Regions from separate parts of the Homo sapiens genome. Here regions 1, 2 and 4 are each linked to region 3. The links are chromatin contacts, found by Hi-C or POLR2A ChIA-PET in ENCODE. All regions are on one chromosome and are shown on one strand. The core of a region is the stretch at or near the end of the contact, and the rest is flanking DNA. Distances in the headings are between cores, read along the strand shown. Region 1 overlaps KCNJ6 (potassium inwardly rectifying channel subfamily J member 6). Region 2 overlaps KCNJ6 (potassium inwardly rectifying channel subfamily J member 6). Region 3 overlaps DSCR9 (Down syndrome critical region 9). Region 4 overlaps KCNJ6-AS1 (KCNJ6 antisense RNA 1).

Region 1 (2,700 bases), core at 40-2,539, 410 kb before region 3:
TAATATGGGCTTGTGTTCTCCCTTTTTTTCTCTCTTTCTTGTACTATATTTATGACTTTATTATCAAGATTATTTGCCTTATAGAATGAGTTAGGAAATGATTCTTCTATTTCCTAGGAGAGTTTATGTAAAATTATCATGATTTCTTCCTAGAATATTTCATTGAACTCATCTTTAAGATTGTCTGGGCTTTGTAATTTCTTTATGGCAAGTTTTTAATCACTGGCTCAATTTCATAATTGGTTATAAGGTATCTCTGCTTTTTATTTTTACTTAAATAAGTATTGGTAATTTATATGATTTAGAAAATTGTCCATTTCGTCTATATTTTTAAGTTATTATAATCTCCTTTTGTGTTTTCAGTCTCTGCTGTTTCTAAAGTTATGTATACCTTTGAGTTCCCAATGCCATTTATTTTTGCCTTCTACACCTTTTACTTGGCCAGTCTGATCAGAGATTTGTCTATTTTACTAGACTTTTCAAAAAACAACTTTTGCCTTTATTGATTCTCACTGTGGTTGACTTGTTTTATATTTTATTAATTTATACAATGATCTTTGTTGCCTATTTCCCGTGAATTAATTCTGTTGTTCATTTCCTAATGTCTTCAGTTGAATATTCTAAACATTAATGTTCAGACTTTCTTGTTTTCTAATATATGCATTTAGGCATATAAATTTTTCTTACTTTCTATATGCCCTTTAATTTTTATATTTAGAATTTCAATATCACTCAGTCCTAAGTACTATCAAATTTCCATTATGGTTTCTTCTTTGACATTTAGAAGTGTGGTCATATATTCCAAAACGAGGTAATTTTTAAGTTCATCTTTTCTTATTGTTTTCCGTCCTGTGCATGCAAAGCTCACGATTATATCAATTCATACACAGAATCTGGAAATCCTCTTCTCCAGTTCTCTCCTCTGTGAGATCCACCCCTCCCCCCGGTCGGCCCCCACTTTCAGCTCCCGGGCCTCCTTTTCTGATACTTCTTTCTCTAAAGCCAAGACTTGCTCAGCATTTGAGCCACCTGGGCTGCTGCATTGTTTTACACAATCGGGGCCACTCTTAGGGTAAAGCAGTCAGAGGAAAGAGGAAAATGCAGCCACAAACTCTGGTCCCTGGAATTCCCCTTTCCCAATACTCGGTCCAAAAAGACAGGCTCTCTCTCAGTTTTTGGCACCTGTGTCACCGCTGCACTGCAGAGCAGCTGAGGACAAAGGCTGCACTCAGGGCTGGTGGGGAAGTCCTCACACTCAATTAACGGGGATTCCCACTCCCGTCTCTGACTCACAGCAGCACCTTTTCCTGGTCCTCCGGTTAGAAAGGCAGGGTTTCTCTCTGAGATTTTCTTGCCAGCACTTGTTCTGCATTGGGGCCCCAGTTCTACACTGGGGCCACTCTCAGGTTAAAGCCAGAAAATAAAAGAGGAAGGCAGAAAAATTTATCCTCAGACGATTCATTCCTCAAGTTTTGACTCCCTTCTCCAATCGTCCTGCTATTGTGAACTTTCTAGAGTCTTCAGGTGGTTTCATTTTGTACATTGTCCAGAGGCCTCAACTATACTTGGTGGGAAGGAATAGGCGTGTTATTCCCTCTTCACCAGCCCCAGAAGGCTCATCTCTTGCTTTTATTGAACTCAGGTTTAATTCAAATTATGAATTTTGTACTTTTCCAGCATTGTATTATATTTTAGCTGAGGGTCCTTCATCTGCAGACAGACATGACGCTGGAAGCAGTAATCTCCCACTTTCTTTTCTAATGACTCACAAGCAATCTTTTTATTTAACATTAATAATACATTTCAGACATGGCCAATGAACGATATTAAGCTGTTTCTGTATGGTTCTCTAAGTCTACTCTTTTCACTTAACCATAAGTACTTGCTGGGAACCTCCAATGTTGAAGCACTGTGCTAAATGCTAAGGAATATGGAAATAAGACCAATAGATCCTCAGGGCATTCACAATTCAGCAAGGAAAACAGACACATATAACTGCTGTAAAACACTCTGATAAGTGCTGTGATAGGTCACTGAAGTGTTATGGTGGCCTGGAACTCGATAGTTCCAGCAAGAGACTGGTTGGTCACAATGTGCTTTGGAAAGGAGACCACACATTAGTTAGCTCTTGAAAGATGAGCAGCATTTTACTATGGGAAGGGCATTCAAGATAAAGGAGAGGACAAGCACTGTCACAAAAATAGAAATGCAAATGGCAACTACCATTAACAACAATGCATTATATACCCAAAAATTGCTAAGAGTAGATTTTAAATGTTCTCACAACAAAAAAATAAGTGTGTGAGGTAATGGCTATGTTAATTAGCTAGACTTAGCCTTTTCACAACATACACGTATATCAAAATATCATGTACACCATCAATATGTATAATTTTTACTTGTCAAATACATAAAACGAAAGGTAAGACATTTTGTAATTTTCCAGCATTGTGTTATATCTTAGCTAAGGGTCCTTCATATGCAGACTGACATGATGATGGAAGCAGAAATCTCCCACTTTCTTTTCTAATGACTCACAAGCCATCTTTTTATTTAATAATAAATTCAGACATGGCCAACGAACAATATTAAGCTGTTTCTGTATAGTTCCCCAAGTCCACTCTTTTCACTTAGCAAGTACTTATTGGGAACCTCCAATATTGAAGCACTGTGCAAATGCTAAGGAATATGGAAATAAAC
Region 2 (2,700 bases), core at 112-2,611, 440 kb before region 3:
TGCCTCATTTAATTTTTTTTTTTTTTTTTTTTTTTTTTTTTTAGTATTTATTGCTCATTCTTGGGTGTTTCTCGGAGAGGGGGATGTGGCAGGGTCATAGGATAATAGTGGAGAGAAGGTCAGCAGATAAACAGGTGAACAAAGGTCTCCGGTTTTCCTAGCCAGTGGTCCCTGCGGCCTTCCACAGTGTTTGTGTCCCTGGGTACTTGAGATTAGGGAGTGGTGATGACTCTTAACGAGTATGCTGCCTTCAAGCATCTGTTTAACAAAGCACATCTTGCACCGCCCTTAATCCATTTAACCCTGAGTTGACACAGCACATGTTTCAGAGAGCACGGGGTTGGGGGTAAGGTTATAGATTAACAGCATCCCAAGGCAGAAGAATTTTTCTTAGTACAGAACAAAATGGAGTCTCCTATGTCTACTTCTTTCTACACAGACACAGTAACAATCTGATCTCTCTTTCTTTTCCCCACATTTCCCCTTTCTTTTCGACAAAACTGCCATCGTCATCATGGCCCGTTCTCGATGGTCACTGTCTCTTCAGAGCTGTTGGGTACACCTGCAGAAAGGCTGTCACTTTACACTTGGAAGATTGCACAGTGGCCAGGCAGAGGCACTCCTCACTTCCCAGACGGGGTGGCGGCCGGGTACCTCATTTAATTTTTAAAGGGAAAACAATGAACGATGTACTAGCATTGTATCCCCATTTTACAGATTGGGAAATTGCATCTCAGAGAGGCAAGGTGACTTGCTGAGACAGCACAGCCAGCAAGGGTTGGGGTTGGATGTCCTGGCACCTCGGAGCAGCTCATGGTGCTCATCCCACAGGAGCCCCTGAGCCAAGTCACCCAGTCCAAACCGTGAGAGTCAGCTCAGCCTCAGGTCAGCCTGAGGAATCCCAGGGGAAGGGGAGTGAGGACTTGGTCCTACTCAACAGGAAGCCAGAACTAGGGGTTCTTGGGCCACTAGAAGCTGACCTTGCCATTCCCAGATCTCTGCCTGTGTACCCATCTTCTCCCCTCTGAGCCTCTGCCCAAGGATAGGATCCCTTCACTCCCGCTTCTGTGGTTTGGGAAGGATCACTCCACCTGTGCAAGCCATGTCTTCTAACCTGCAACATGGGAAGTGATAAAACCTTGCTTTCAGGTTTCAGGGTGGCTGTGGGTATGAAATGACATCATGGTAGCAACTAGCCAATCCAGCAACTAGCTGGGCCTGCTCATTTCTGGCTCCTTTTTCTACCTGCATCCAGTGAGAGGCCACTCTCTGCCCCCAGCTCCACTCCTCCAGGAAGCCTTATGACAACTCCCTGCTTGGAGTAACTAAACAAGCAAACCTCTGGCACCAGCTCACACATCACCCTCAGCTGCTGTCCAACTCTCTGTCGAGATAATTGTGTTTCTCAGATACACTTTGAATTACTAAACAGCAGCAACGCTCGGCTACAAAAATTGTCTGTGATACTTGAGGGAGGGATGAATGATGTCAGCGAGCAGACACTTGGTCGACCTAAAACTGTATTTTAGTCTTGTTCCTCCCTTCCTTGTCCACTGAGAGAGGAAGGAAAGGTTGGCACACCTGCATTGAGCTGTCCAAATCCAGCTCTACCTCATACCAGCATGGAGACTCACTCACCAAGGTTGCAATCTCCCTGCTAGAAATTCAGCGGAGTAATTAAAAATTACTTTCCTATCTGATCTGGCTGTTTCTCTTTACAATTCAGAGCTACTTCCGATTCCCATGAGGTTCGTCCACATCCTGCCAATTGCTAAATGTTTATTGTAAAACCAGAGAACAATGACTACCTCATTCCTGGAGAAATAATGCTTTCAATGATCGCATGGACTTATACAGACGACTGGCACCATGGCCTGCCTTGCCAGGGAGGCTCTCTTGGGAACCATCAATAATCATAAATAATGATAATAATAGTTACTGTTTATTTAATGCATCCTATGTGCCAGTGAACCTTTCTCTTGCTTGCTGCAAGATACTTCTATTCATTATCTGCTTTAATCTTCACAGGGATCCAGTGAGATTTGTGCCATTGTTGACCCATTTGGCAAATGACTAAACCAAGGCTTAAAAGGAATATTCTTGCCAGGCGTGGTGGCTCATGTCTGTAATCCCAGCACTTTGGGAGGCTGAGGCAGGCGGATCCCAAGGTCAGGAGATCGAGACCATCCTGGCTAACACGGTGAAACCCCGTCTCTACTAAAAAATACAAAAAATTAGCCGGGCGCGGTGGCAGGCACCTGTAGTTCCAGTTACTCGGGAGGCTGAGGCAGGAGAATGGTGTGAACCGGGAGGCAGAGCTTGCAGTGAGCCAAGATTGCGCCACTGCACTTCAGCCTGGGCAACAAAGCGAGACTCCATCTCAAAAAAAAAAAAAAAAAAAAAAGGAATATTCTTTCTTTTTCCAATCTCCATAACGTTGGAATTATCTATTCCTTAAATGTTTGGGAAAACTCAGAGTAAAACACCATCTAGCATTTTCTTTCTATGAACTCTTTTAACTACTGATTTCATTTCTTTAATAGTTATAGGACTATTCAAGTTTTTCTATTTGTAACTGAGTCAGTTTTTGTAAGTAATATTTTTTAGATCTTTGTTTATTTCATATAAAGTTTCCAATTTGCTGGTATGAATTCATGATATTTCTTAAAATATTTTTACTGCATCTTTTGTTATGCACAC
Region 3 (2,700 bases), core at 121-2,620:
AAGGGCTAATATCCAGAATCTACAATGAACTCAAACAAATTTACAAGAAAAAAACAACCCCATCAACAAGTGGGTGAAGGATATGAACAGACACTTCTCAAAAGAAGACATTTATGCAGCCAAAAAACACATGAAAAAATGCTCATCATCACTGGCCATCAGAGAAATGCAAATCAAAACCACAATGAGATACCATCTCACACCAGTTAGAATGGCGATCATTCAAAAGTCAGGAAACAACAGGTGCTGGAGAGGATGTGGAGAAATAAGAACACTTTTACACTGTTGGTAGGACTGTACACTAGTTCAACCATTGTGGAAGACAGTGTGGCGATTCCTCAGGGATCTAGAACTAGAAATACCATTTGACCCAGCCATCCCATTACTGGGTATATACCCAAAGGACTATAAATCATGCTGCTATAAAGACACACGCACGTGTATGTTTATTGCGGCATTATTCACAATAGCAAAGACTTGGAACCAACCCAAATGTCCAACAATGACAGATTGGATTAAGAAAATGTGGCACATATACACCATGGAATACTATGCAGCCATAAAAAACGATGAGTTCATGTCCTTTGTAGGGACATGGATGAAATTGGAAATCATCATTCTCAGTAAACTATCGCAAGAACAAAAAACCAAACACCGCATATTCTCACTCATAGGTGGGAACTGAACAATGAGAACACATGGACACAGGAAGGGGAACATCACACTCTGGGGACTGTTGTGGGGTGGGGGGAGGGGGAGGGATAGCATTGGGAGATATACCTAATGCTAGATGACGAGTTAGTGGGTGCAGCGCACCAGCATGGCACATGTATACATATGTAACTAACCTGCACACTGTGCACATGTACCCTAAAACTTAAAGTATAATAATAAAAAAGAAAAATTGCTTCAAATGAACAACAAAAAAAAAGAGGCTGTGAACAATGAATCTAAAACAATATTTTCTTTTGGGAAATGCCCGTTTTGGCAGGAATACATTTTGGCTCCGCTGTGCTGTGAATTCGGAGGAAAAGTAGGGAGGGCCGGAAAGCCCAGGGCTTCATGCAGAGTAGACATCAAGAACCCACCTGCTCTGGAGTCTTGGTGGGCAAGGGGAACGAACCTTCCAGTCCATTTCTACCGTCACCATAATTCCTGTGTCTGAATCTGAATCACCTTCTTCAAAAACTGGGGGCTGAGGTTGCCTCCACATGCTAACGCTGATTCAGGGCGGCAGCAGATGCTGGTGTTCTCAGTTCCTTCCTGCTTCCGCTTCCTGTTCAGGAACAGGGCCGCATTTTCCCATCCTCTTCGGCTGTAGGCGTGGTCACGTGACCAGGAGGGCGGGGCGCGCCTGCCTAGCATACGCTGGAGGACGGCGCCCTCACCCTGGCGGGAGGTGGATCCCCAGCGCGGTGCAGTTACATCGCAGACATGGGCTCGTCTATACGCTGCTGGACGGCCGGGGTCTGGGCTCCACAGCCGGGGGGCACCACCCTGGAGCTGGTGATAGGGGAGGGAATCGCCGCTCGGGCGCCCGGGCCTCGCGCGGAGCCTGCGTGCGCGGGAGTTCACGGGGCAAATCCTGCCCATCCTCCGCGCTCAGGCGTGGCTTCAAAAGCCTCGGGCCGGGTGGTGCAGCCCCAGCATAACCTGGCGCCCCGGTGGCTGCTGGAGTGGTTGGCTCAGAATGGAAGGAAACGGTGGGGTCTGCGTTACTCTGTGGTGATAAAAAAGAGAAGCGGCAGCTTAGCGCCAAGAATAAATGATGACCGCCGGAATCCCTGCCGTTAGGCGCAGGTCTTGGCATGAGAGCTGCAACAGGGCGGCCAGCTGGGCGCCAGGGGGCCTGGGCCGCCTGTCCGGTGCGGGTCCCCGAATATCCTGGGCTCTTCCGGGAAGTGCCGCTGCGGTGAGGCCAGAGCCTCCCGCTACGGAGGATGCGATGTGATGTGCTGTGCGTTGCTCTACTCAACGGAGCGCCATTCCCGTGGTTTCGCCTTGCTGCAGTTTCAGTAGATACCGGCTATTGATTTTGGTCTGAGACTCGCAGCCATGTGAACATTAGTGTTATTCTGGGTCAGGCCGTCTTCTAAGTGCTGTATGTTACCTCGTTATAGCGACCCTGTGAGGAGGGAACTGTTAGTAGCATTAGCAGTCTAGGAAAAGAAATCCATTTTGCCAGGCGCTTGTCCATCCGTCTGCGCACCTCCCCACCGTTCCATCCCAGGCGAGCAGTCTGTAACGTGGTGCAGTTTTGCCTGCGCTGCAGCCCATTCTTTCACCTCGCTTCATTTGGGTTTTACTTTGCCGTGTCATTGACAAGTTTTTCTATGCATTTGTTCCCATGTATGCATCACAGGTTATTAGCTGCGTCACCACGTGTTGAGACGCGCGAAGGGCTCTGTTACCTCTTCATGGTTTGAATTGTTACGTCACCCTGGCGTTCTTGAACAAAGAATTGGACAAAACACACAAAGCAAGGAAAGAAGGAAGCAACAAAAGCAGAGATTTGTTGAAAATGAAAGTACACCCACAAGGTGGGAGCAGCCCATGAGGCTGAAGGGCCCGGTGACACAATTTTCTGGGATTTAAATACCCTGTAGAGGTTTCCCATTGGTTACTTGGTGTACACCTTGTGTAAATGAAGTAGTGGACCATAATCAGTCTGATTGGTTGCAGGAGAGGACCAACCAGAGG
Region 4 (2,700 bases), core at 193-2,692, 310 kb before region 3:
AGTCACAGGCTCTTGAGAGTAGGACATGGACAGCTTTGGCCACTATTCTGCCTCCATCAAAGCATGCCACTCACACCTTCCTACCTTTGCTGATGCAGTTCTTTGAACAGCTTCCCTGAACTCCTAATCCCCATGCACTGGTCCTCAAACAAATGCAGGCATCATGCCAAACCCTTCTCAAGTGCTACCTCCTCTGAAGCTGCCCACCCTGTTCCTCTTCGGATCCTGCCAATCCTTGAATCATGCCCCTACCACATTAAAAGAAGTATCCATGCATGGTGGCCCCTGTCAGACTGCCTCTGATAGAACTGCTCCTTGTTTCACAGTCCCCTTCCTAGGCAGTGGGCTGTGTCTCAACCGGTCTGTCCTTCCTCCAATCCAGTTGTCTCTTCCTGCACCTACACCGTACTGATCAGACTGCAGTGGCTTCAAAGAATATTCCAACATCTGGTGAAGCAAGTCGCCCCACCCCTAATTGCTCTTCTTCCTTGTGCTTTTCTCGCTATTCTCAGGCATTGATTTTCCTATATTATTTTAACCAATCGAAAATGCTACGAGTAGATCAGTGGTTGCCTAGGAATGGGACAGAGAGAAAGATGGACCAGAAATGGGAACAGGGAGTTTTTGGGGAGATGAAATTGACATTCTGATAGTGGTGTGATGACATAAGGGTATACATACATCAAAACTGATCAAGTTTTCATGAACACAAAGGGGAACAACAGACACTGGGACCTACCCGAGAGTGGAGGAGGGAGAGGAGCAGAAAACATAACTATTGGGCATTGGGCTTAATACCTGGGTGCCAAAATAATCTGTACATCAAACGCCCATGACATGAGTTTACCTATATAACAAACCTGCACACGTACCCCTGAACCTACAAATATAAGTTTTAAAAAACGGGTCAAATTTTACATTTAAAATAGGTCCTTTAATATCCTTGAGCTGTTTTTGAGAGTCTACACTAAGAGTGCCACTAGTCCCCCTAACAATTTGGCAAGTGAGTAGGTAGTTAGAATGAAACCAAGAATCTTTATTTTCCCTCTCAAAAAAAATGAAACGAACACTTCACCCATATTATTAATTCAGTTCACTTGGTATCAGTGCCTCTCAGTCCTGCGGGCTGGTCGCTTCTCCCTGGATTGCTTCCTGGGCATTCCAGCAGTGAGTCCCCCCATGAGCGGCCTCCATGGCACAGCCCCAGCCCTGGGTGGCTTCCAGCCAGTGCCAGCAGGAGAAACACCCACGGATGGATTTACCTGGGCACATACCCTAGTGACTGCACAGCACAGCACTGACCATGGGACACCTGCCAATCACCCTCCCACGAGCAGTGCTGGAGAGCCTGCAGCCAGACAGGTTCCCCCCCAGGGACTTCTGCAGCACTGCCCGAGGCAGCCAGCAGGGAGCTCTGAGACGTGGCACCTCCCCGGGGGCCAATTCCCACAGCAGAGGGTGGGTTTCAGTCACGTCTTGCTGGGGAAGCACCTCAGCAAGCTCCTCTGTCGTCCAGTGAGTCACGATCACACCCTCTCCCATGAATGAGTCATGACGGCAGCCCTCTCCACGAGGTCTGGGTCTTAGCAGAGGGGTGCGGGTAGGAGTGGCCCTTCGTTGGGTGCTCAGGATCAGTTCCAGGTGTAGTGACTGCTGGGTGCATTGGTGATTCCTACATTGTTTAGCCAGTTCTCTTATCAGCTAATTCCCCCAACTCCAGTTAATTATATATACTTGTATACGTGTGTGTGTGTATATATATGTGTGTGTGTGAATAAAAGCAAGGGTAAGCAGGAAAACCCCGAAGAGAAACGTGATGAAATGAGGTGCACCTGCCTGCTAAGTATTGAAACGGCCCAGAAGCCTCTGTAACTGAAGCCAGGTAGGAGTGGCATGTGCAGAGGTTTACAAACCAACACAGCACATTAGAAGGTTCAGAAGAAGACCCAAGTAATCACGACAGTTATCATATGATAAGTGATCAATGTGAATCTTTAACTAAGATGGGGGAAAGATGAACTTTTTAATAAGTGGTGTTGGAACAACCAGCCAGCCATTTGGGAAAATATAAAATTGAATCCATGCCTCACAATATATAATAATAGGATAAATTCCAAATGGATCAAAGATTTACGTGAAAAATATGAAACCATTAAAAACATTAGACTGGGGAAGACTTTTCTTTTCTTTTTTGAGATGGAGTTTCACTCTTGTTGCCAAGGCTGGAGTGCAGTGGTGCAATCTCGGCTTACTACAACCTCCACCTCCCGGGTTCAAGCGATTCTCCCACCTCAGCCTCCCAAGTAGCTGGGATTACAGGTGCCCGCCACCAAGCCTGGCTAATTTTTGTATTTTTAGTAGAGACAGGGTTTCACCATGTTGGCCAGGCTGGTCTCGAACTCCTGACCTCAGGTGATCCAGCCACCTTGGCCTCCTAAAGTGCTGGGGAACATTTTTCTTTTACCCAAAATACAGAGAGCAAACTGTTCTAGATCTAAGGAGAGGTAAGAAACGAACTAAACACAACACGTGGACCCTAATTGAATCCTGGTTTGAACAAACTGGCAGTAAAATATTTTGGGGACAATGGGAACACTGAATACGGATCAAGTGTTTGACACCAGTAAGGAATGATTTTAATTCTCTTTAAGGTGTGATAATGGTATTAATGGATAAGCAAGACAATGTCATTTTTTAGAG

Evidence for each region. A loop is a pair of places that touch in the nucleus more often than their neighbours do. ChIA-PET counts read pairs that join two places held with the same protein, here RNA polymerase II (POLR2A). Pooled maps may share reads with other maps.
Region 1: a loop to region 3 is called in a pooled map, with 2.9 times the contacts of the local background. The contact joins two enhancer-like sites. A Hi-C loop is called at or near these places in 5 of 168 maps with a recorded cell type or tissue (CD4-positive, alpha-beta memory T cell, CD8-positive, alpha-beta T cell, Calu3 and 2 more), 6 of 37 single-sample maps with no recorded cell type and 15 of 50 pooled maps. POLR2A ChIA-PET finds 5 or more read pairs at or near these places in 1 of 52 experiments (B cell).
Region 2: a loop to region 3 is called in a pooled map, with 2.0 times the contacts of the local background. The contact joins two enhancer-like sites. A Hi-C loop is called at or near these places in 1 of 168 maps with a recorded cell type or tissue (dorsolateral prefrontal cortex) and 8 of 50 pooled maps. POLR2A ChIA-PET finds 5 or more read pairs at or near these places in 1 of 52 experiments (MCF 10A).
Region 4: a pooled map shows a loop between it and region 3 (3-fold over the local background). The contact joins two enhancer-like sites. A Hi-C loop is called at or near these places in 2 of 50 pooled maps. POLR2A ChIA-PET finds 5 or more read pairs at or near these places in 2 of 52 experiments (SK-N-SH and activated CD4-positive, alpha-beta T cell).

Annotation. Positions count from the first base shown.
Region 1 is chr21:37,630,365-37,633,064 of GRCh38, reverse strand. The region is part of intron 3 of KCNJ6 (potassium inwardly rectifying channel subfamily J member 6); the gene reads left to right. All of the region lies in intron 1 of KCNJ6-AS1 (KCNJ6 antisense RNA 1), which reads right to left. Among named protein-coding and RNA genes, the nearest start is that of KCNJ6-AS1, 110 kb to the right of the region's middle. Within about 2 kb of position 1,289, at least 3 of the 41 ENCODE cell types and tissues checked have a DNase peak (open chromatin) inside an H3K27ac peak, as active enhancers do; they include mammary epithelial cell, where a contact is called at or near this core.
Region 2 is chr21:37,664,497-37,667,196 of GRCh38, reverse strand. The region is part of intron 3 of KCNJ6 (potassium inwardly rectifying channel subfamily J member 6); the gene reads left to right. The region is part of intron 1 of KCNJ6-AS1 (KCNJ6 antisense RNA 1); the gene reads right to left. Among named protein-coding and RNA genes, the nearest start is that of KCNJ6-AS1, 150 kb to the right of the region's middle. Within about 2 kb of position 1,361, at least 2 of the 41 ENCODE cell types and tissues checked have a DNase peak (open chromatin) inside an H3K27ac peak, as active enhancers do.
Region 3 is chr21:37,219,986-37,222,685 of GRCh38, reverse strand. DSCR9 (Down syndrome critical region 9) reads right to left here. Exons shown (of 3, transcript NR_026719.2): 3 at 950-2,448. Among named protein-coding and RNA genes, the nearest start is that of DSCR9, 13 kb to the right of the region's middle. RefSeq lists an enhancer at 1,647-1,796. Within about 2 kb of position 1,370, at least 38 of the 41 ENCODE cell types and tissues checked have a DNase peak (open chromatin) inside an H3K27ac peak, as active enhancers do; they include mammary epithelial cell, where a contact is called at or near this core.
Region 4 is chr21:37,532,178-37,534,877 of GRCh38, reverse strand. The region is part of intron 1 of KCNJ6-AS1 (KCNJ6 antisense RNA 1); the gene reads right to left. Among named protein-coding and RNA genes, the nearest start is that of KCNJ6-AS1, 15 kb to the right of the region's middle. RefSeq lists enhancers at 1,430-1,479, 1,590-1,819. Within about 2 kb of position 1,442, at least 3 of the 41 ENCODE cell types and tissues checked have a DNase peak (open chromatin) inside an H3K27ac peak, as active enhancers do.